2 separate regions of the Mus musculus genome follow, and region 2 is linked to region 1. Evidence: chromatin loops called from intact Hi-C (ENCODE). Cell type or tissue: heart. All regions are shown on one strand. Each heading gives the region's core, and the rest is flanking DNA. Links, peaks and the distances in the headings are about the cores only.

The links. A loop is a pair of places that touch in the nucleus more often than their neighbours do. Peaks named below come from ENCODE experiments on the same cell type or tissue, not always from the same donor. Only the 100,000 strongest peaks of a DNase experiment are listed, where the experiment ranks them.
Region 2: it touches region 1 in a loop (4-fold over the local background); 2 of 42 quality-filtered maps call a loop at or near these places.

What each region holds. Positions count from the first base shown.
Region 1 is chr7:48,983,773-48,995,653 of GRCm38, reverse strand. It overlaps a transcript of Nav2 not described here. Among named protein-coding and RNA genes, the nearest start is that of Gm32849, 52 kb to the left of the region's middle. In heart, for the core only: no CTCF peak of the experiment used is centred there; no DNase peak of the experiment used is centred there; H3K27ac peaks cover 1,702 bases.
Region 2 is chr7:49,048,156-49,060,036 of GRCm38, reverse strand. It overlaps Gm32849 (a long non-coding RNA gene), which reads right to left. Exons shown (of 2, transcript XR_391458.3): 1 at 1-11,881. It also overlaps a transcript of Nav2 not described here. Among named protein-coding and RNA genes, the nearest start is that of Gm32849, 13 kb to the right of the region's middle. In heart, for the core only: no CTCF peak of the experiment used is centred there; a DNase peak (open chromatin) is centred at 4,576; H3K27ac peaks cover 691 bases.

The DNA.
Region 1 (11,881 bases), core at 1,568-9,567:
CTGCTGTTCGTGGAATGCTGGGCCAGGGCATTGTGCTCACTGCTTTGAAGCCATTTGGCTTCCTGAGGCCAGTTTCTGCCCCCATGAAAAGCGAGAGATCATTCTCTCCAAAAGGCTGTTGTTAAGGAAAGCCAAGCATCTGGCTGGAGGGGGGCTGCTTGGAGCAGCTGAGCTGCTAGCTTCCCCCAGCGTTCAATTCATCAAGGTCGGCCTCACCCTGGGCTACCGCCACCGAAGGTCACTGTGACAATCCCAGCCTCTCATTCGGTGTGGACCAAGAGAGAAGGAGTTCTATGAGCTGCGGGGTCTCCCATGCACACCCACCCCCTACCCATTGTGCGCGGGACATGGCGTTGCATGCACATTACTCACTCCCGAGGTCACCATGCCCTTCCCCCTCAGGCTCCATTCAAAACAGATCAAAAGGCACTGCCTTTCCCAGCTGCCTTTCAGGATAGTCCGTCCACAGAGGCCGCATAAGGTGGCCCTGGGAAGATGGCCCGGGTATTTCTCTTTCCAGCTGTGCCCCTCCTAGGGCTCAGGCAGCTCTGACCCACATGCATTGCCCACAGGGACCTTGTATCTTTAGGTCTTACCTATTGCTGTCCCATCCTGTTCTGCCCTGAGCAACCCAGGAAGGGCATCTCTGAAAAGTGCCTCCTGAGTTCTGGGTCCTGGTCACCTTTTTGCATCCTCTGCCTTCCTTTCCCCAGTTCCAGCCCTTATTTAAATGACTGAGTTCCAAGTGTCTCTTGGCACCAAAGCCAACAGGATACATTACCTTCATGTTATACTTGGTTCTTTCCCCACTCCCAGAATGGTTCGTGTGGCCCACACCTCTCCTGACCCCACATCCCCAGACTCCAGTGTCTACCAAGCCTTGGCCTGCTAATTCCTCTCCCTTTGTGTTTTTCTCACTTCCAACCCCACCATCCCTGAACAGGGCATTTCAGAGCACGGAGAAGTGACTCTCCCTGCCTTGTCTCAGGAAAGACCTCTGGTCTCCCAATCTCAAGAACTACACTCCATTCTGGCCTTTCAACCATAGGCACACACGAGTTTTCAGAGCCACCAGCACCCCTCCTGTAGTTTCTCATCTACACTTCCATCTGCTCACTAACTGAAATATTTATATAATTAAATCTGTAAATGTTGACTGCATGGCATTATCTACCCACTGTTCTGGGAAAGCAAAGTGTGAAAAAACATGCGCCTGCCTTCACAACGCATCCCGTCCAGTGGGAGAAAGAAACAAGACAGACTCAGAAACAGGTTGGGAGGGGGCAGGGAGTGTATAGTAATCACTGACCCACGAGGGGACCGGTAAGTACAATGGTTAAGCACAAAGGAGAGATGCTGCCCTACTAGGAAGTGAGCAATGACTTCCTGGGAGGGGTGAGGCTATGATAAACCTTAAGGAATGCAGGGATTCATCCATAACAACCAGGAATCAGGGTGGGCTTCTAGACCACAGAGAACAGAGGGGTGAGTGATAGCAGGGACTTTCTGCCACCACCATGAGTCTAGAGGTATTGTTCAAGGTGGGAAGCAGGAGATGGGCTGCAGAGGGTTGGGTCATGTCCCTGACCTGAGCTGAACAGCTGAGGCCAGTATACACACACCTCCCCAGTCTCAGCAGTGAGAGTCCCATGTCTACACAGCCCTCTCTAATCTCAGCAATGAGAGTCCCATGTCTACACAGACCTCCCCAGTCTCAGCAGTGAGAGTCCCATGTCTACACAGCCCTCCCCATTCTCAGCAATGAAAGTCCCATGTCTACACAGCCCTCCCCAGTCTCAGCAGTGAGAGTCCCATGTCTACACAGCCCTCCCCATTCTCAGCAATGAAAGTCCCATGTCTACACAGCCCTCCCCAGTCTCAGCAGTGAGAGTCCCATGTCTACACAGCCCTCCCTAATCTCAGCAATGAGAGTCCCATGTCTACACAGACCTCCCCAGTCTCAGCAATGAGAATTCCATCTCTACACAGATTTCCCCAATCTCAGCAATGAGAGTCCTGTGTCTACACAGACCTCTCCAGTCTCAGCAGTGAGAGTCCCATGTCTATACAGACCTCCCCAGTCTCAGCAGTGAGAGTCTTGCGTCCCCAGAATCCTCTTGGTCCTGGGCAAGGAGGGAAGAATGACCACCCTATAGGACTTCGTCATGCTAAGGACACCTAACATTGCACAAAGATGGGGAGAGTCGGTAGAAGACTGAGTTTGTATGTATAATGTATGCAGAGTACTAAGCCCCTGCTTCCACCACCCTGAGTCCATGTTCTCCCGTGAGCACACTGTCACAGGACTCATAATGCCTCAGAGTGCCCTGGACACCAGGGCTTTGCCAGGTAATTGAATGTCTTGCTGCACCCTGCTCTCCTGCTTTGGGCTCCCCAAAAAATGGGAGATTTGCCTTTCTGCATAGTCCTCCTCTCATGGTAGGCTACTCAGAAGCACACACTCTCTGGCAGCCATGAGATTACAGGACAGGGAGAATCCGGAGCTAGCTCTGGCATGCTGTGAAGTTCCCGGACCAGTGACTTCTCCTAGCCAGTGCCTTCCAGATCTTCAGGACACAAACAGGCACATCCACAAGGATCAGCTGTAGCCTATGGAAATCCAATACAGAGAGAAACCCACCTCACGAGCTTGACAGATATCCACCTCGCCATGCTGTGTTCAAATCTCAGATGTTGCCAGAAAGAAGAGAAGGTGCCTGTTGTTATTCATTTGCATAAAAGATTTCATTCACGTGGCTAACTGCAAACAGCACAGAGACTGTAGGGAGTGGAAATGTTTAGAAAAATGGATACTTTTTTTCTTTCTAAAGGATCCTAGAAAGTAATACACAATGTTAATTATATAACTTTATTAAGTATAGACATGAAAGCTACTGGCAATCTTTCTTCAGTCTACTTTGGGGATAGCTTATTAGTGACCTGGCAGGGGATGGGAGGAGGGGGTATTAGATAGATGCTCAGTGCTGGTGGACAAGGAAATAATGTGGAAGCACAGTCAACAGCTATGCGGGTGTAGTATGGCTGGGCTCTGTACACAGCCATAGAAGGCATAAGCGGGATGTGGGCTCCTCACCTGCCATCCCAAAGCCATCCCAATGAGAACTTGATCATTAGTCCTACAATTGCAAAAAGTGGAGGCTCTGGGTTTCATTAAAATGATTCTGCCAGCACGCCTATCAGTGATCCAGGGCGTGCACAGGGCTCAGCCTCCTTGAGTCTGCTAGGGAACTGATAAGGTGCCTCACATGGGGCTTTGGTGAGCAGCAGAATGAGAGAATGCATTGGGATGGTTCCATTTAGCTTGGGACACATTGCCAAGGAACAGACTCAGAGCTGAGGAAACAAAGAGCCCTAAAGAGTTTCAGGAATGCAGTGAGGAAGGACTAGTAATGAGAACGGGGTAGGCACCTCACTCCCCAAAGCCTCTGTTTTCTGTTGGTCAGAAAGAGTTCACTGCAACGTGGATAGCAAAAGATAAGTGGCACAAGGAGGAGGGGCTGTGCTGCTGAGCCACCGGGGAAGATGTGTTTGCGGTCCCAGCAAAGATGTGATCACTTCCAGGCCCGCATCTCGTGGAGCTTGTCTCATACATGCTCAGTGAAGCCTGATTCCTCTCTCCAGAGAGGAGCTGTTTGCTCAAGCCCCAGACAGCTCCACCTTGTCAAATGCTGCCTGCTCTGATCTTCCACCTGCCAGGGTCTCCCAGCCTTGCCTCTCCCCTTAATCCATTCAAAAGGCTGAGACCCAAATAAACTGTCAAGCACTCCCCATCACTCTTGTGGAGTGGGGCCAGTCCACCCCAGCTCCCGTTTCTCTACATCAGCACCCAGGCCCCTTCTGCTTGTCAGAAAAAAAAAAAAAAAAAAAAGCAAGAAGATGAAGAAGGAGGAAGATGAGGAAAGAAAGATGAAGATGAAGAGAGGAAAAAGAAATGAAATAAAATTCTGGGAACAGGGGCCTGTCCTGTCCTTTTAGCATACTCTTTTACCTTTCCAAGCAAAATCTGGTTAACAGACAAGAAAGCAATTGACTCTGAGTATTCTAGATCCAGTCAAGTCCACGAACCTTCATCCATTTGCCTGCATTATGCCACGCTTGGTGCTATGTGCTACAATGCCTCTCCCCAGGAACCCATGGCTCAGAGATGAATCAGTTTTGCAAATAACCAAGCCCCGTAGCAGGGGCAACAATGTTACAGACCAAGGCTCTGAGGGAGCGGAGCAGGACTCTGTATCAGTCTGAGAGACAAAAGAACAGAAATGGAGACAGGGTGGAGGTGAGTAGTGGATATCCTAGGCAAAGACCAAGAGAAAGAGAAACTGGTGCCAAGGCACCAGGCTGTGGTGAGACCTGACCATTCCAGCCACCCTCACGGGGAGCGTGCTCCCTCTTCCAGCTGGCCCCATGAATGCTGACACACCAGCACTTGTCACAAGTCATCCAAAGTATCCACTTATTTACTTTCTTCCTTGCCAAACTAGAAGCTCTAGACAGTGTCTGGAATATAGTAAATTCTCAACAGAGAGTTTTAAGTGGATGATGGGGTGGGTAAGTAGATGGGTGGATGGGTAGATAAACGGCCAGTAAAATTAATGAACAGACCTGTCTCCTTAAGAAACAATACCATAGTGTAGGACTGGTTTGATGTGGGGGAACTTGGGTGCAAGTGCCAGTGCTCTGGTCCTAGTCTCATAAGGGCTGGGTAACATGCTCCCTTTGAGCTTTGTTGTTGTCTGTTGCAGGTGTCTAGGGTATCTGTCTCAGAGTTCTCAGGACGTTGAATGTGATGGTCAATGTGACTGTACTTTGTATGTTGCCAAATATGGAGAGGTATGTCATGTGTATTTTTTAGCCATGGTGCTATATAAGCAAGCACAGAAACCCCGATGGCAACCCCGCTTTAACAGGAAGGAAGCGTGATGTTTAGAAAGGCTCTAAATATGATCCCACAGAGTGGTGAGGCTCTTGCATTGGTTAACATTGCACTGTGATCTCTGCTTGTCGTAACTTTGTAGAGAGCAACTTGACAAAAAACTTCTCATCTTCTGGCTGCTTCTTGCCACTTCAGTGGAGCCTTGTGCTTTCCTCCGGATCGAGCATCTGCTACCGATTCGTGTTTGGTGTTTGCCAATTAGACTGCACTGCTGCTACTGATTCGTGTTTGATGTTTTGGACTGCACTGCTGCTATCCTGACAACGAAGATTGGGATCTTCGCATAGAACTACTTCTAAACAGGTCAACAACCCCGGTTTCCTAGCAACCTTTCTTTTCCCCTACCTCTGGTAGGTGGGCTAGAAGGGACTCTGGAGTGTTAAGAAACTCGAATTAAAGTAGGTATTGAACAGTCTAAGCCTACATACAGAGGGGATGGGTAGATTTGGTCAGAGCTCTAGCACACACACACACACACACACACACAGACACACACACACACACACACACACATGAAATTCTCAAACAAAAGGCATTTCACATTCTCAAAGAGAAAAAGAAAAGAAAATTTCTGAGGAGGAAACAGCTAACTAACAAATTTATACTAAATACGATGTTTTTCTTTAAAGTGTCTCATTATCTAAGAGTAATGGCAAGTGCCTATAATCCCATACTCAGGAGGCTAAGGCAGGAGGATCACAAATTCAAAGCTAGCCTGGGCTACACAGCCATGTTCTAATAGTCTCTCTAACCTTGCCGTTCCCCCTGTGACATGGCTCAGTTTAAACCAGCATGCACCGGGGCTGCGCCAACCCATCTGGAAGTGAGAAAATGAAATCTGCCTTGAAGAAAAAAGGCTCTTGTGATATTGTAGTCATTTGTCTGAGCTGCAGCCTACATCTATAGATAGTCTATCATTTTGCCTAGTCGCTTTCAAAATCCCTTTCTACTGCCCTACCAAGATATTTATAGTGATATTTGTGTTTTTAATAAAAGGATCTTGTGAAGAGAAGTAATAAAATGATGGTATACACACACACACACCTGCACCGGAAGATAGAAAATGAAAAAGTTATCAGAGTACCAAGCGATAACAGCATGGAGTTCTTTGGCTGAGACCTCTGGAGGTTGTTTAGTGTTTTATTAGAAATGTTACAAGATCTGGACACCTGTGAGGGTGAAGGCAAGAGGCTCTAGTGTACTTCTGTGCTTGTAGTCGGGCCCATCCAAGCCACAGCACCCAGAAGTTGATACAGAGACCTCAAATGGATCCCTGAGCAGGCAGGAGAGGCTGAGGGAGCAGCACATGTGGACTGACTGAGGCCAGAGCCATGTTCCTCAATATAGAAAGACTTGAAAACCAAGTTTAATGGCCATTTCTGGAAGGAAGGTTTTATAATAGGAGGGAAAATACCAACACGTTCTACCAACATTTTACCAGTTTTCATGCTATGACTTGCCTGTTTCCCAGTCTGTAACACCGGGAAGTAGAATCATTGTATGTATGTCCGTAACCCTACAATGTCATCTCAGGCAGGACAAGTGATGTGGCCCAAAACAAGAAAGAACAAGATAAAGGGCTAGACTACATGTAGGAGGCAGGGTCCTGCACAGGGGCTGGCTTAGGTGACACAGATGGCAGACATCTAAGGAGGAGGCATGGGTGAAGAATACGACTGTCATGAGAAGCCTTCCCAAGTGAAGGCAAAGACCATCACAGGGAACAGATGGCAGCCTCAAGGAGCAGTAAGAGGGTTGGTGTGGCCTTTTAGACATCCAGGTAGTGTATGAGTTTGGATATCTGGGTGAATGGCACACCCACAATCTCTCATTTGGGGCTCTTTGAGAAAGGTATAAGGCAAAAAAAAAACCAAGAGACAAAATCACATTCAAAGACTAAAGGCAGGACTATGGCCTGAGCCTAGATGGCCATCGATGAAAAAGGTCATCCTCAGAGACCACAAAGGAGAAACTGTCACTATAGGAGTGAGGGAGAGCATATGAGCATGTGCAGAGATGGTGGGGAGCTTGTGAACATGCGCAGAGATTGGGGGAAGCATGTGAACACGTGCAGAGATGAGGTGAGCATGTGAACTTGCACGGAGGGAAGTCTGTTTCTGAGGAAACAATGTGAATATATCTATGGAAGACCAAGATTTCCCCAGGGAGGAATAGCATTTGGCTATCTGGGCCCTCAGGGAGCAGTAAATCCTGAAGGATTTAGAATAAGGAGAAGTGATAGCTGGCTGGAGAAAGAAGCAACATTCCCTCTACTTGGATAAAACTGGGTAAGGTCAAAATTAACTTTCTTTCTGGAAATCCCTGCAGCCATGACAGCCATTTGCTTCAGAATGATCGGCATGTTGTATTGATGGGGACTGGATCCTTGGAACCTGATCCCTGTGGCCAGTGTGTGTATGTGTGTGTGTGTGTGTGTGTGTGTGTGTGTGTGTGTGTGTGTCTGTTTTCTCATATGTGGGAGTCAATATATGTGTGTGCAAAGTTGGCATTAAGGGGTCTTCTTTGATTGCTTTTACTTTACCAAGGCTTGGCACTTGCTGAGCCCAGAACTTGCCAAGACTGACTATGACTAGTTGGCCAGCTGAGCCCAGGGATCTGTCTCTGCCTGCCTGTGTGATGGCTGGCATTTAAGTAGGTTCTACTTCTCACACTTGTGTTGTAAGTGCTTTCCCCACTAATCTGTCTCCCCAGCCTCCATGGCTGTTTTTCAGCCGTAGTTTTCACTACACCCTCTCTGGTCCTGTTTCTCTCCTGTCTCCTGCATAGGGGGCAGAGTTTTAAAGCCAGAGTGAGCCTGCCTGTATGAAGCCAGTGCTCTCTGCATGTGCCCCCCTTGAGCATGGATGGCTAAGGACTTAGTGTGGGTGCCTCAGTGCTCCCCTGCACAGGCATCTGGAGGGAGCATCCCCAGCCTGGCTCTGTTGTCCTCCTGAGCTAGCCAGGAAAGAGGCCTTGCTGACAACCACTTAATAACCACATCTAAAGAAAGTGCAAACCAAGCGGTCATCTAACTCACAACAAATGTGGATTCCCAGTGCCAAGTGGAGGGAGCAATGGAGAAAGCTCTCAGACCTGAAGGATAAAGGGACCTAGTGGAAGGAAACAGAAGAATACCCACCCACTCAGCAGTTTTCAGCCCAGGGAGGCATCTACTTCCAAAGATGCTGGGGCAGGAACAGGGATGCCAGCAATAAAACCAAGGCACCAGGAGTGATGGAAGAATCTAAGAATGCAGGAAACACTTCTGGTATAAGGATTAAAGACATGGGAACATGTATGCCTGAATCTTCTAAGCAGAATCAGGCAAATCAAATTTGAGAACTGGGTGGCTTCTGCTCAAATCATAAGTCCTGAGCAGGATCTCGAGTGAGGCTATGCCAGTTCCTGGCAAACACAGAAGTGGATGCTCACAGTCATCTATAGGATGGAACACAGGGCCCCCAGTGGAGGAGCTAGAGAAAGTACCCAAGGAGCTGAAGGGGTCTGCAACCCTATAGGTGGAACAACAATATGAACTAACCAGTACCCCCAGAGCTTGTGTCTCTATCTGCATATGTAGCAGAAGATGGCCTAGTTGGCCATCATTGGGAAGAGAGGCCCCTTGGTCTTGCAAACTTTATATGCCCCAGTACAGGGGCAAGAAGTGGATGTGAGTGGGTAGGGGAGCAGGGCAGGGGGAGGGTGTAGGGAATTTTCGGGATAGCATTTGAAATGTAAATAAAGAAAATATCTAATAAAAAATATTCTAAAAAATATTAGTCCTGAGCAGGGAAGAGGAGGAGGGAGAGGAAGAGGAGGAGGAGGAGGACGAGGAGGAGGAAGAGGAGGAGGAGAAGAAGGAGTACTCACTCTTCACCTCCCCGCCCCTCTGCTGCCTCTTCTCGTAGTGCCCACCTCCACCTGGTATCATGGTAACAATGTAACAAGGTGATACAAAGTATGTAGCCCACCCCCTGCCATGTAATTCATGCTTAGAATTCAGTAGCAATAATAATATTGTTCAAAGATCATTTGATTACAGTGACCTTGAACAAACTGCTCTTCTTTGGGGACACCAGGTGTCCCCATCTGAAAATCAAAGAGGGGGGACTAGAATCAGTCTAGAACTGGGAGACTGTAGAAACTCCAAATGGGGACTTCAAAGGCTGAATTCCCCCAGTTTTGAAGTTTTTGTCTCTTACTGTCTATGGTAATGCTAAGTGCAGGTCCCCAAGACCTGGAGTCTGCACTTAGCCCCTGGGACCCTGATTGGTGAATTCTTATTAGTGAATAAAGAAGCTGACAGCTAATAGTTGGGCAGAAGAGACATAGGTGGGGTTAAGGTTTGGGGGGCTTGGGAGAGGCAGAGAAAAACCTCCATGGAATAGAAAAAGAACTTGCAGGAGAGGAGAAAGGAGAGCCACCACGGGTTAGCTGAGTCATTAAAAAAATGTGGCCATGTGTGCTGGCCAATTGGAGCTAAGAGCAGCCCAGATGAAACATAGTAATAACTTGGTTTGTCGATAAGAAGGGTGATTCTAACAGCATGGAGGGTAGGCAGTTGCCCAGCTATTGTGCTGCCTGAGGCATATTTAAAAATATAAAGGCTGTGTGTCTTTCATCCGGGAACATAAATGGTCCAAGGCGGGAAAGAAACCCCGTGCCTGGATTTTTAATATTATTTACTACACCCCAGTTTTTATCTCAGAACTGCATTATCTCCCCGAGGAGATGGAGATAAAAACCCGTGCTAACCTGTTGGGTTTTTTTCTGTTGATGACATGGCATAACCTATATCACACAGGTCCTGGTACACAATAAATAATTGATGAAGTTTGTTACTATAATTCTCTTTTCCTGAAATTATTTTCTAATAATAGCAAAGATGACAGAGGCCAACTTGCTCTGTGTCGTGGATCAAACCCCTTGCTATCTGAAACTCCTAGTTTTCTTTCCTGTAAAGTGAGAGCCTGTACTAAAAGGTCTCAAAGGATCCTCAGCCTCGCATGATGTAAGTATGAGGTGAAGGGCAACTCGGAGAAACCAGCCAAGGAAACACACATTTCCCAGGACATCATGGAGGCCTCCCAAGACCCCAAGGACAGCCTGCCCGGTGACTGTTGCACAAGCTCATCAGCTGTACCTCCTGGTGTGTGGACTGCCAGCAAAGCCGACCCTCGGAGCAACTACAAAGGAATCTCTGTACAACAAGGAGCCACCAAACATAGGCACCATGTTCTCTGTGGTTGGGCAACTCCAAGCTTATCTGTCCAGTTCTTGTTTTGCATATGTCCAAACCATTTTAGGACACAAACAGAAAAGAGACAACTAGTCTCTTTCCTCCTTGCCTTTCTGCCCTTCCTTCCTTCCTTCCTTCCTTCCTTCCTTCCTTCCTTCCTTCCTTCCTTCCTTCCTTCCTTCCTCCCTCCCTCCCTCCCTCCCTCCCTCCCTCCCTCCCTCCCTTCCTTCCTTCCTTCCATTTTTCTCTCCTCTTTTCCTTCCTAAATATCCCAACCTTACACCATAATTATGATCCAAAATATTTAGCGTAAACCTTTGTCTGGGCAAACACTTACCAGAAAAGCCACACACAATGGGATTCTTACTGCTTAGTCTCCAGGCATTGGGTGACGCTCTCACCTGCACGGTAACTGACTACAGGTCATTAGAATCAGACTCTGCTGTGGAGCTGGAGGGAAACTTGCTGAACAAAGGTTACATCATGGCCTTTTCTCCCACCTCCATCTCCCCAGGCCAGCTAGAGGAAGGACTTATCCAGCATAAAGATCTTATGTGGTCCTCATTACCCATTCTTTCACCCGTTTGGGCCAAATTGGATTTTGATGCAACAAGGAAATGTGTCCAGTGTGTTATTAATCAGGCTCAGCAAGGGAAAGGTCAAGAGGTGACTTGGAGCAATTATGGGTTGTGGGCGGCAGGCCAATCAGAGAACAAGTTGGGGAGAGGGGAGATCGATGGCTATGAAATCATGGAAGGGTATGAGCCATTGGGCATAACCTGAAGGCTGATGCTCCTCCCAAATCCAACACATCTGCTGCTTCTATCTTCCGCAACCCTCAACTGTTCATTATTATGGAAATCTTATGCCTCGGAGGTACCCAGTGCAGGGACACAAACCCAGAAGCCTGCTCGTGGTCTTAGGAATAAAAGCCACTTGGTTCTGTAGATTCACCTGGAAGTTTTTCAGACTAGTTGGAGCTCCAGCAAGGAGAGATGCCTGGTGTCTGCCAAAGAAAATTAGACTTGTTATTTTTGACTTCCTGGTGTCTCAATAGTCTGAAAAGAACCTGGATTCCCAGATACTATTCCAGAACAGACAATGCTTAGAGAAAAAAAAAAAAAAAAAAAAAAAAAACCCTGAACTGCCTCAATCAGTCCTTGATTCTCTACATCAGTATGTATTAGATGGCAGGGAACCTTCTGTAAGCTATCTCTACATCACACAGCTCAAAGAAAATCTTCAAGAAAGTTATAAACTTTGCAAAGAATATTGTGCCACAAACAAACCACAGAGCATCAGACCCTCAATTCCCATGGTGGGGCCTGGCCAAGAGGTTCTTTCTGAAGACAATTGCATTAAGCCTTAAATACAGAGAGAACAATCTATCTTGGTTATCCAACAGCGTAGAGCAGGCAGAGATAAAGTTGTGGTCATTTTATAAGGGTTTTTAGATTAATAATCTGAATCACCGATGAAAAGTTTCATTAAACGGTACCCTAGGAATTGATTTGCAATGAGTTGTTCAATGTGCTGTACAAAGGTGCTGCAGACAAATCAGTCATGGAGCTCTCCCTGAAGAATACAGACACGAGATCCCAGCATCTGTTGAGTTTGCTCAAAAACATATGCTAGCCTTTTTTTCTCTCTCTTAAGAACTATAATTGCATCCTGCTGAACCCACCAAG
Region 2 (11,881 bases), core at 2,433-10,432, 64 kb before region 1:
ATCAGTTCCTGCCTGTTCTCATGGCCACACCAATGGGGGGACACCCCAATCCTGTCCCCTTCCCCCTGCAGTCTCAGCTCTTGCAGTATCCTTTCCCCCTACAGTCTTCTTTCCGGTCCTCAGAAGTTCCTTCCCCCTCCTGCTTCTAGAATCTTCTCTATGTGTGCTCCTTCCCAACCTAGGCCATCTTTCTCCTGGTCTCCACTCCTCCTTTAAACCTTGCAGACTCCTCCTGTTTGTTCAACTCTTCCTCGAAGCTTTACTTATCAGGGCCTCTCCAGGGAATTCAGCGGTCACCCTCTGGCTCCTGCAGGCCTCTCTTGTCCCCTGTTGTGGCATTGAACACACACTAAAGAAATTGTCCATTTCTGGGACTCACTCGCTAAGCAAGAGGGAGCAAAGTGGGCTAAGCTTCCTCCACAGGCAGGGCAGTGCTGCCTGAACGGAAAGGATGCTAACACAACATAATGAGCTTGGTGCAGAAAGGCACAATGATCAACTCTTTGTGTCTGTTCCAGGCATAGGCTGAGAGCTGCACAAGGTATCCCAGTGGAGCAGTCAGCCGTGAGCTGTGTGCATAGTGTGGCATCCAAAACACCACAGTACTTAGTAAAGACTGTGAGTGGATGGATGCATGGCATAATTCCTACGACACTGAGTACCGAGTGTTTTGCATGTATCACCAAATCCTCAGAAAACTCCTACGAGATTATAGGTACTTTGAGTCTTCTATGAAAGACGGCATTTGGGCTGGCGAGATGGCTCAGTGAGTAGAGGCACTCCTTGGCAAGCCTGAAGACCTGAGCTCAGTACCTGGAAACCACATGGTGAAAGGAGAAAACCAGTTCTTGCAAGTTGTATTCATACATGCACACATAAACAAACAAATAAATGTAAACAAACAAACAAACAAACAAACAAAAGATGACATTCTCGACTTGAGAAAGTTGGATAAGGTTTTGGATCACAGAACAGTGGACCTGGACCCAGGATGTATCCCGTGTCTGTCTGTCCCGAAGCACTGCTCTTCTGTCCTCAGTGTCCCAGTTTAGGAAGCCTCTATTCTACTGCCACCCTTCTAGGGGCAGAACAGATGTTTTCCCAGATACTGGGCTCTCTCCCAGCCCTGTGTCCTCCAGAAATTGAGTCAAACATGTAACAAGAGTCCAGCTGAGAGCCAAGCATGGGGACATCTGTGGGGAGGAGAATGAAGAAGCCACGGGATGGAAGGAGGCGTCTGCCTGGTTCCTCCTCTAGCCCACATAGCTCAGATGTGGTCCTAATCTGCAGCTCACTCAGCATCCTGGGTGTTAGTGTATTATCAAAATAAGGGGCTTTGGCTCGTAAGTACCAATTGTTCTTATCTCAGTCTGAATGTGATTTTAAGACAAAATGCAAAAATAAATAAATAAAATTTTTTTTTAAACACAAAATACACAGTGAGGAATGGTTGCCAGATGCACTCATTAGAGACAGATTATTCCAGACACCAAAGAAAGCACAGGGAGGTTTGGAGTTTTGGAGTCAGACAGATTGGGCCTGCCTCCTAGCTCAGTCGTAGCAGCTGTGGAGTGTGATCAGTGTCTCCCTTTCGGAATCTCAGTCTCATCTGAGATGAGGCAGGGAAAACAGCCCAGCGGTTTGTCATGCGGTGGTCTGGGACTGGTGGCATTCGTATCACCTAAGTCCTTGTGGGCCCTGTGCAGAATGACTGTTATAGTTTGAGCACAAAGTGTCTGTCCGCCACAGGCTCATGCTTGGGCCATGCTTGGTCTCTAGCTGGTGGCACTGTGTTGGAATGTTGAGCAAACTTTTGGAGGTAGGGCTTGGCTGGAAGAAGTAGTTCCCTAGGGGTATGTCTTTGAAGGTTATACCAGCGGGCTCTGCTTCTGTGCCTCTCCCTCCCCCGCCCCCAACCTCTGCCAGAAAGGAGACTTTCCTACTTTATTGCTTTTTCCCCCCAGCACAACGGTCTGCCTAGGCATGGGTGAAGCATGGATGGACTTCTGAAGCTGTGAGGGGAAAAAAAATGAACCCCCCCCCTTTAAATGTTTCTGTCAGGTTTTTGTCCACAGCAATGAGAACATAACTAACATTCTACAGGGGCTCCGGGGATGGTCAGCCCACAGGCTTTGTGGGTATCTCGGATGCACATTTGGATCTGAGAACCATAAATTAGCACAGTGGCTTTCAAACCATTGTCCATGCCTCCCAGTGTAAGACTTTAAAAAAATAAATAATCAAAAGCTAGGGGCTGGAGAGATGGCTCAGCAGTGGATGGAGCTCACTGCTCTTATGGAAGACTCAATTTGGGTTTCAGCACCCACAGGGGGGAACTCATAACCATCTCAGCTCCAGGGGACCCAATACCCTCTTCTGACCTCCTCAGGGATCTTGCACACACACACCCATATATAATTTTTTAAATTAATTGTTTTTTTTCTCTCTAATTAGTACTCACACCTGTGCTCAGACTCGGGTCCTAGGAAGGGGTACCATTTCTTCTTCTTGCTTCTCAGAACGCTCTGTGAGATTTGCTTTTTGATTACATCCCACATCATTTTGACCTTTTTTTTTTTTTTTTTTTTAGATGTTGGATTCAACCCATTTGTGGCTGAGTTAAATGTGTCCCTCTTTGCATCCTGCTCCCCAGATGTTGGTGGTGTTTGGATAGGTTTAGGAGGTGTGGCCTTGCTGGAGAAAGTATGCCATTTGGTGGGGGCTTTGAGAGTTTAAAAACTCTCAGTCATTCCTAGTTCACGCTCTAAGGTTTGTGCTTGTGGTTAAAGATGAGAGACCAGCCGCAAGCCAGCTGTCTGCCCCAGACGCCCCCACCCCTCTTCAATGGTATGGATTCTCCTAGCCCACTAGAACTGTAAGCCCAAATAAACTTTCCTCTATGAGTTACCGTGCTCATTGTGTTTTATCACAGCAGCAGGAAAATAACCAATATATTCTTGGGTCATCATCTCCGCTGTGGAAACTCATGAATCTAAATGAGTCGGGCTGACCAGAACGGTGTCTGTAAAATACAGAATGTATTTCAGAAAGCCTATTGACTTCATTATTCCAACCTTATGGTTTGTAATCTCGGAGACTTGGGAAAAGTTAGCTCCTCTGAAATGTTTTTTTCCTCCCTTAGGTCAAGGCTGCCACTGTCGTTGCTGTTATTATTATTAATACATTCAGTGGCAGGTAGAAGCTTATCGTTGTAAGTGGAATGTGACCCTCAGACCTTCCCTTTGCCATGTGCAGAGACACTAACTTCAGTTCATCTTTCCCAGAGGCTGTAATGAAACAGCCACGACACTGGAAAGCCCTCCTGGAGGTGTGCTGACAAAGGCTGCTGAGAGGGGATGTGGGCAGGGCTGAGCCTTGTGTGGGTCTGAGGAGGGACTCTCCTAGGGATGCTGAGCGCTAGTGGGTAAATTTCAAGGTTTCTGTGGAATTCACTTAGCCTCACAGTTGACAACAGCTTTCCACTAAGGAGACCAGCACATGGGTAGATGCTGGTTACGAACTGCAGCCATGGCACCTGTGTTCTGCCTCTGTGTTAATCGCTGCCCCCTGATAGGTCAGGCCTGAATTGAAGGCTAAGGGCCAAGGGCCTGAGAGTCTGAAACCTGTCTTCAGTGTGCTATAATTCTCCACTCTCTCTGTCCCTTAGGGAAAAATAAGAAAAGGACAGGAACTCACTTGCTACATAAGGGGATTTTCTCTGAGGGCCAAACAAGGTATTCATTTATATGGCATGTCCCTCCGTACTAAGGACATTTTAAAAAGTCACTTTTCCTCCTGTTTTCTTTTCTTTTTTTCTTTTTTCTTTTTCTCCCAAGACAGGGTTTCTCTGCATAACTGCCCTATCTGTCCTGGAACTCACTCTGTAGATCAGGGTGGCCCTGAACTCCCAGGGATCTGTCTATCTCTGCCTCCTGAGTGCTGGGATTAAAGGCATGCACCACCATCCCCAGCCCACTACTTCTTCTTCTTCTTTTTTTTAAATGTGTGTGAGAGGGTTATGCATATGCCACTGTGTGCCCATCGAAGTCAAGGGTCAACTTGCAGGAGCTTGCAGTCTCCTTAAACCATGTGGGTTCCAGGAATCAAACTCAGGTCCTTAGGCTTGGCAGCAAGTGCCTGTATCCGATGAGACATCTTGCTGGCCCCAAGGACATTTTTAAATGATGATTTTTCTAGTAACTACTTTTTGGGGGAGGACACACACTGTAGGTCACACGCTGGGCTGGTAAAATGCTATTGTAATGAAGTTCTTCAGATACAAGGAGTGGCTCCCAGAGAAACGGACTTAGCCCCACGGCACAGAGATGCTCAAATCCTACCACTTTGGTCGGCAGGAGCCAGGGAGCCATGGCCTGTTCCCGAATAAGCTGCCGAGTCTTTTGCAGATGACCCCCACCTAAACGTTTTCAGACATGAGGGGCATGGGTCCCCAGGGAGGGGGGAGCAGTGTCAGCCGGCTGGTACCCAGCCATGTCTGCTGCCTACGCTGTGTCTCTGGGTGGTGACAGAACAGGGCATGAGCCACTCTGGTTGTCAGCTCTGGGCACCTATCCAAAAGGCCACTGCAAGTCCCTCAGCCAAGGGAGTTGCCGCCTCCCAGATGCTCCTGTCTGGCTGGGCTTGGGGACCCGTGTGAGAAGAATGCCTAGCACACAGGTGCTGGCACACAACAGCCTGCTGCTGGTCTGGCATAGGGAGAGAGACCGATGGAGCCGAGGGGCCAGAGAAGGGATAGGCGGCAGCCAGAGGGACTCGGAGGGAGGACAACCAGCACGGGAAGAGGGCCCAGGTAGAGGTATGGCATCAGAGAAGGGAAGGGTGGCATTGGGGAGCCCTAGAAAGGAGGATTCCATATCTTCTGTAACTACAAGTGCATCTACAAAGCACATCATGCCCAAAGGTCTAGTCCTGAGACCTACCATCTTCAAGCCATTATGGTTGCTAATTGGGATTGTAATAGTTTAGATAGGAAGTATCCCCCAAAGGCCTGTATACTAAATGGTCTCCAGATGGTGGTCCAGTTTGAGAAGTTTAAAAAAAACTTTAGGAGGTGGAATTTCGTGGAAGGAAGGGAGTCTTAGTAGGCAGGTTCTTAGGGACATACTCTCTATCCTTGGTCCACTCCTGTCACTTTTTCCCTGCTTCCTGGCCACCAGGGTGTGAAGCGCCATGCTCCACCACACTCTCCTGCCAGGATGGGCTGATACCTCTGACACCATGAGCCCAAGTAAATCCTCCCTCGCTCAAGCTGCCGCCGCCAAACGTTTGTTCACAGAGACCATGGCACTGGCTAATCCAAGGAGGGGACACTAGTCCGTAGCTGGTCTGTGAAATTCCTTCTCATACACAGCTCTGTCCTTCCCTAGCCAGGACAGCCCTGCCCCAGCACTGGTGGCAGGCTCTGCTCCTCATCAGGTACCTGTTGCACCCCAAGCCAGCACTTCCTGCAGCTGCAGATGGGAGCTGGGAGGACAAGACTGTGGAGGGGGTGGGCTTTGTGTCCCTTGTCCCTGCCTCCCAGAGTTCATCCTTCAGGTCACTGTCCCCAGCTTGACAAGTCTCTCAGCTTTGTATCCGAATTAGCATGAGCTTGAACTCCTAACCACAGCCAATCAGGGTCTCTGTGAGGACACTTTGCCTCTTCTGGGTCGCCTTCCCCAGCCATTCTAGCCTCCCCTCTTTCACCCTCAGCAGGCTGGCTTCTTTCACTTCCCAACATCTGTGCTTGCTGTTGCTTCTAGCTTACTGTCCTCAGGCCTTCCTAGCAGGCTCCCTCTGGCCTCCAAGTCCCTCCCAAAGGTGAGTCTCCTGAGCACCTAGCTGGAAGTTGCCTGCCACACTTGTACTTCCTCTCTCTCTCTCTCTCTCTCTCTCTCTCTCTCTCTCTCTCTCTCTCTCTCTCTCTCGTGGTTTCTCAGCAGTGTTTAACATCACCCCATGCAGTGTTGCCAGCCTCTTCCTTTTCTCCTTGCCTCTACTTTACTCATGGATTTTGTAGCCCTCGGTGCCAAGAGTAGAAAATAGTGTGTCTCATTTCCTGTCTAACCCCAGAGCCTTGGATAGGGCATGGTACATAGTGAAAACTCAGTAAGTATTTTTAAGTAAATGAAAGATGCTAACAAGTCAGCTGATGTCTCCCCTCTTTAAGGACACACTGGAGAAGAACTGAGTCCTTTAAGGGAGGGGAAAGAAAGAGACTTGCTGGGTCTAAGGGATGGCTTGGCTTTGGGACGTCAGGGACTTTCTTCCAGCTCCCCATCTTATTTAATATAAAATAGAATGCAGTGTGGGAAGGGGCAGCTAAGCCAGCCTAGGAGAGCAAGCCAAGGGAAGAACATGGAGTGGGGCAAAGCCAGTGAACTGTGGGGACAGAGACCCAGGGTCCAGTCCCATCCGAGACCCTTCCTCCTGGGATGTTGGGTGTGGCATCTGTTTGCTCCCCAGCTTTGGTGATTCTGTCTATCAAGGCTGCTTTGCTGTTATTCCACACAAAGGCTTTTCAGGGTGAACAGTCATTATCCTGGTCTCAGAGACTGCTCAGGGAGTAAGGAAATGCTGTGTAGACCTGGCACGTCGCCTCGCTCACAGTAGTGCTCTTTAGGTGCCTGCTATACCTGAAGATGGCACAAGGGAGTACCCCAGGAGTACCCAGGACAGGTACTCAGGTGCTCTTTAGTGGATGCTCTTTAACCCTTCTCTTGCCAGCTGCGAAACCCAAGTCCTTTGTTGTTTTTTTCCTCAGAGCTGAATCCTCACCTGATTGGGAGGAAGAGATGAAAGCAATGTGGCCGCGCACACGGGGCACCATGCTTGAGGGGCATAGACCCTGAGGTGCAGACACAGGCAGCAGCCAGTGCTACCCGACTTGGCTTTCTTCCCTCCCCACTCTCCAGGGCTAGCCCCACCATGAATATGCATACTCAGGCTTCAGTCAGCCTGGAAGGATGGTCTGCCTTCTATAGGTCAAATACCATGGCAACTGAGCAGGCCAAACTCTCTTGGCCTTCTGATATAATGGGCTCAGTGAGACACACAAAGGGACTGTCTCCTGATGCAAGCATTTCCCTGGAGTCTTACTGACAGATTTTGTAAAATAGCACAAAGATAACAAGATGCAACAGGAAGGGCAACCCGAGTCCTGGAGAGAGTAGGTTAGGATTCCGGCCTCGAGATCTCAAGACAACTTTTTTACTCTTGTCCTGGTTCGTCTTCTGTAAGCTACGGTGGCAACAGAGCCCACTCTGATGCTGCGGTTAAACTCCTCTGTCCATTTAACTGCGTATATTCACTGTGGCCCATGTGAGGCTGGGCATTGCACTTGGTACCTATCCTTGCCTTGGAGAAGTTAGAGACGAGCATGAGGGACATCGATCATTCTGCACAGTTCATTTAATATTTGAGTGCGGTGAATGTCATATTGCTAAAATTATCAGATGCTATTTCTGTTTGATAAAGTAGACTCTGGGAGAGAGGAAGGCTTGTCTTGTCTCCAACACTTTCTGTCCTAGGACAAGCTGATACCCTTATTAAAAAAGGAGAACAAGACAAAACAAAACAAAATAAGACAAAACAACCCCACAGCTCAGAGTGTTAAAAACATCATGGTATATCCTCCAGACAGAACAGCGAGAAGGTAAATGGCTTCTAACTGAGGTTACTGTTGTTAATTCCATGATACAGAAACACCTCTAGTGGGAGCAGCAAGCCAGAAGCACATCCACAGGAGCTCTCAGAAACTCCTCCAGTGACTCGGCTTCCCTAGCTGGTTTCTGCTGGATGCTGTAAGCGCACCGGGTTGATGATAACTGGTGTCTCTCTTTGCTGTTATCTGATCTGATACTTGCAAGCTTTCATCTAATATAACACTCTGCTCTGCTCTTCCCAGGACTCTCGAGCAAGAACTCCAGCTGGCTGTCTCAAACATGCTTCTGCAGTCAACTTTTGCCTTTTGTTTGCTTTCTCAACTGTGCTAATCCAATCATCTCTTCTGGATGTTCTAGGCCCCTGATTTGAGGATGTTTTGATATCTGTCCTAGTTTGCTTTCTGTGGCTAGGGTAACATCAACACCAAAATCGACTTGGGGAGGAAAATATTTGCTTTATATAAAAGGTTCTGGTCCATCACCAAGGTTTGGCAAGACAGGAACTCAAAGAGAAAACTTGGGGCAGACGCTACTACTAAATAATGCTGCTTGCTGCCTCACACTCTCTTAAATTGTCCAGACTCTCCTGCCTTGGGATGGACACCTTCTGCAGTGGGCTAGACCGCACTATATCAAGAAAATACCTCATAGACATGCCCACAGCCCAGTAATGATGAAGGCAACTTCTCGGTTAAGTTCCCTCTTCCCAGGTGTGTCTAAGTTGACACCCACAGTTAGCAATCACAGTGTCTATCTACCACCTCTCTCTATTGGCTACTCTCCATTAATTGTTTCACCTATGCTTGCTGTGCATTTCATAAACACTCCCATAGAGAGTCTGGGGAACATAGATCACTCTTGGGACTGTACAGAATGCCGACAGTTGCTACAAATGAAGCGCACAGAGTGTGCTGGGGAAGCCCCAAATGCTCTAAACTGTGGTTCTTCTGTCAATCTATATTGACCCAGGCTGGATGTGCAGTTCAGTGGCAAAGTGCTTGGTCTCACATGTGCGAGAGTCTGAGTTGAATCCCCCAGCAATGCAGGAAAAAGTAAAAATATTTTTAAAAATATGTGCAAGAGATGAAATACAAGTGGCCAATAAACAAACATGTGAGGAGACGTTCTACCTCCCCTGCCATCAGATAAATCCAACACAAAACATCCTGGGATTCTACCTCACCCCAGTCAGAGGGGCAGTCATGGAAAGGACAACCACAAAGACTGGCAGGGAGGTGGGCAAAAGGAGCCATCATACGTTGCTGGCAGGAGTGTAAGCTACTCTAGCCACTATGTGAATTGTATAGAGATTTCTTTAAAAACAACAACAACAAAACCCTCATAGATCTATCACATGACCCTGCTATAGCACTCCTGGGATCCAGGTCAACATGGCACAGAGAAACCTGCATGCCAACATTTCCTGCAGCACACTATGCAGGACATTCACGTTATAGAACCAAGCTAGCTGTTCATCAGCAGGGGATGGGATAAGGAGAGGGGGGTACATATATAGAATGTGGTACATACACACAATGGAGTATTTTCATCCCTAAAGAAGAATGAAGTTACACCGTTTATAGGAACATGGAAGCAACTGAAGATAATCTTATTAAGACAGATGCCATGTTTTCTCTCATTTATGCTTCTAATATTTTGTACTTTTATAATATTTGTATATTTGTTTAAAAAAATTATGTGTGACATATAAAATGAAAGTGTCTAGGGGAACAAATGAGACAATCAGGAGAGAAGAGATGCAGGAGGGGGGATATGCTCATGGTATAATATACACCTACTTAAAGGATTTTAAATATACTGCATACCAACATATAGCACCGAGGGTCAAGGGAGCTAGGGAGGTGGTGATTGTAGTCCCAGCCAGCCTTCTCCCTTCTGTGATACACTCTATCTTCACTCCAGGTAGCAGCTATAAATATTTTTAAAGTAGAAACCACATCACACTGGGTAAGTGCTTTCCAATTGCACCGTAACACTAACCGTGCTAAGGAGGTGGCTTAGTATTAGTAGCTGGCATATGAACACCAGTACCTAATCTTGGGTCCTGGGATGCATATAAGAAGCTTAACATGGTAATACACACCTGCAATCTCAACACTAGGAAAGCAGAGACAGGAGGATCCCTGGCACTTTTATGCAAACACACACACACACACACACACACACACACACACACACACACACACAAATGCGCACACACATGCACACACCAATCCAAATTTGTTATTGATGCTTTGCTGGATTTCCTTGGCTCTCTAACTCTTCTCAGGCAAATTAGAGAAAGTGCGGTGGTCTTCAAAGCCCTGATCCCACATGAATAGTCTGACTCAGTAAGCCGAGGATAGACCTAACCATGCAAACCTCTAGGCTGCTCTTGGGTTCCAATGGTGCTGTCAGCCTAGAAACCCACTTTGGAGTCACAGGTCTTTCTTTTTGTACTCTGAAGGTACTAAGGCTTGTCCTGCCTCAGGACCCTTGTATGGGCTACTCTCTGTTGGGATATCAGCCCCTTCTCCTTCTATCTCCCTTCTTTCTGGTTTCTCTTTAAACTGATTTCTCTTTTCTTAAAAAATGCCACTCTCAGCTGTCTGCCTCTTCCGCTGTTGGTTATGTGTACCAATTAATTTGGGACCACTGTCCATGGTCTGTAGACATCACCAGGCTGTCTTGTGATTAAATGTGGAAGTCTATTTTCAATGCCAACTCCACATGGTGCTGGGCACATGGCAAGTAAAGAGCAGGTTCCCAGTGGGGATAGCTGGAGGAATGAGGCAGCTGACATTAAGGGCCCTCCAGTCTAGGATGCCAAACCCAGGGCCCAGAACAAGACAGTGACTGTTAACATCCTTTCCCCAGGTAGCAGCCTGTACCCACAGCCAGCTTCCTTTAACAGCAGCTCAACAGTTTAAGTCACCTGAGTCCTGCTTCCTCAGCCAGCACCCTGGCAGCCGTTTGCAGCTGGCTTTGCTTGTTATACTTAGAGTCCAGACAGATTGCTTTTCTTCTGCAGATAGCCACTGCTCCAGGCCACTGCATCACCCCCAACCATGACTGGAAAAGCAATCCCTCCTTCTGGCTTTGTTTTGGATCCTGCAACAGTGTGATCCAGCTCTTAGCCTCTTTGTGCTTTGAATGGCAATGCTTAGGGAGCAAGTGGGATTCAATTCCAGATGCTCAACCAGAGCCCAGCATTATTTTTTTTTTTTTATATTCCTCATAATCAATGAGAAGGATCTGTGTCCCAGGCAGTAGCAGAGAATCACATCCAAAACTGCCCAAGAAGGCCATTTCAGAGGCCTAAGTGGATGAGGCAGTTAATAAGAAAGCCTATGGGGGCCGTCTTGACCCACATAAATAAGTTCAATTAAGGCACAATGGTAATGGGAAGTCAACCGATGGCTGTCTATGGGCTCTCTCCTGCCTTTTCTGAATGGCTGGCTCTGGTCTTGAGCAGGGGATGCAATGTATGGCAGTTGCTTAAAAGGGCAAAGAGTAAAGTTTCTTAGTAAAGGGCTTAGATTGGTGGCTCATAGGATTGCTGGAGGAGAGAGCCTTGCAGAGATCTGAGGGTGCACAGAACTCCAGCCTATCCTCCCAGGCTAGTCAGATGGGGGTCTCATGCCATGTTGGGAGTGTCTCACACCAATATGAGGGAGTAACGGGACCATGGCAGACAGGGGACAGCAGGCAGGCATTCAGCTAGGTTGTCCTGGTAGGTCTGGGAAGAAGGCTCTCTAAGAGCCCTGGGGGAGGAAGGCAGGGCTCTTGCCTGGGCTCTGCTGAAGTTCAGGGCCCTTTGGATTGAGTGACAATTCCCAGCAAGCTTTGGTGGGGTCAGCATGGCTGACTCTCAGCTCAGACAAGGCCTAAGGTTTCCCATAGATAACACGCATTTCAGGGTGATGCAGGCTGTTCCTGGGGGGTGTCCAGAGATGTCAGGGTTGATATCCACATTCCAGAAGGCATTAGCATGGAGAGGGGTGGGTCCTGACAATATTCGTATAGCATACCACTGAAATATCAGTTTCCTTCAGTTAACTTAGAATTTCGGTGCACACCACAACTCTGCTAGAGACCTACTCATAAGCCCTCTTGGAGGGTTTTCAGCCTACTCATGCCTCCAGTCCCACATCAGTTGCCTGACAGCTTACTTTGCCTTCCTTTGTCACCAGCCAGTCTTCATGCTTTTATTCTCA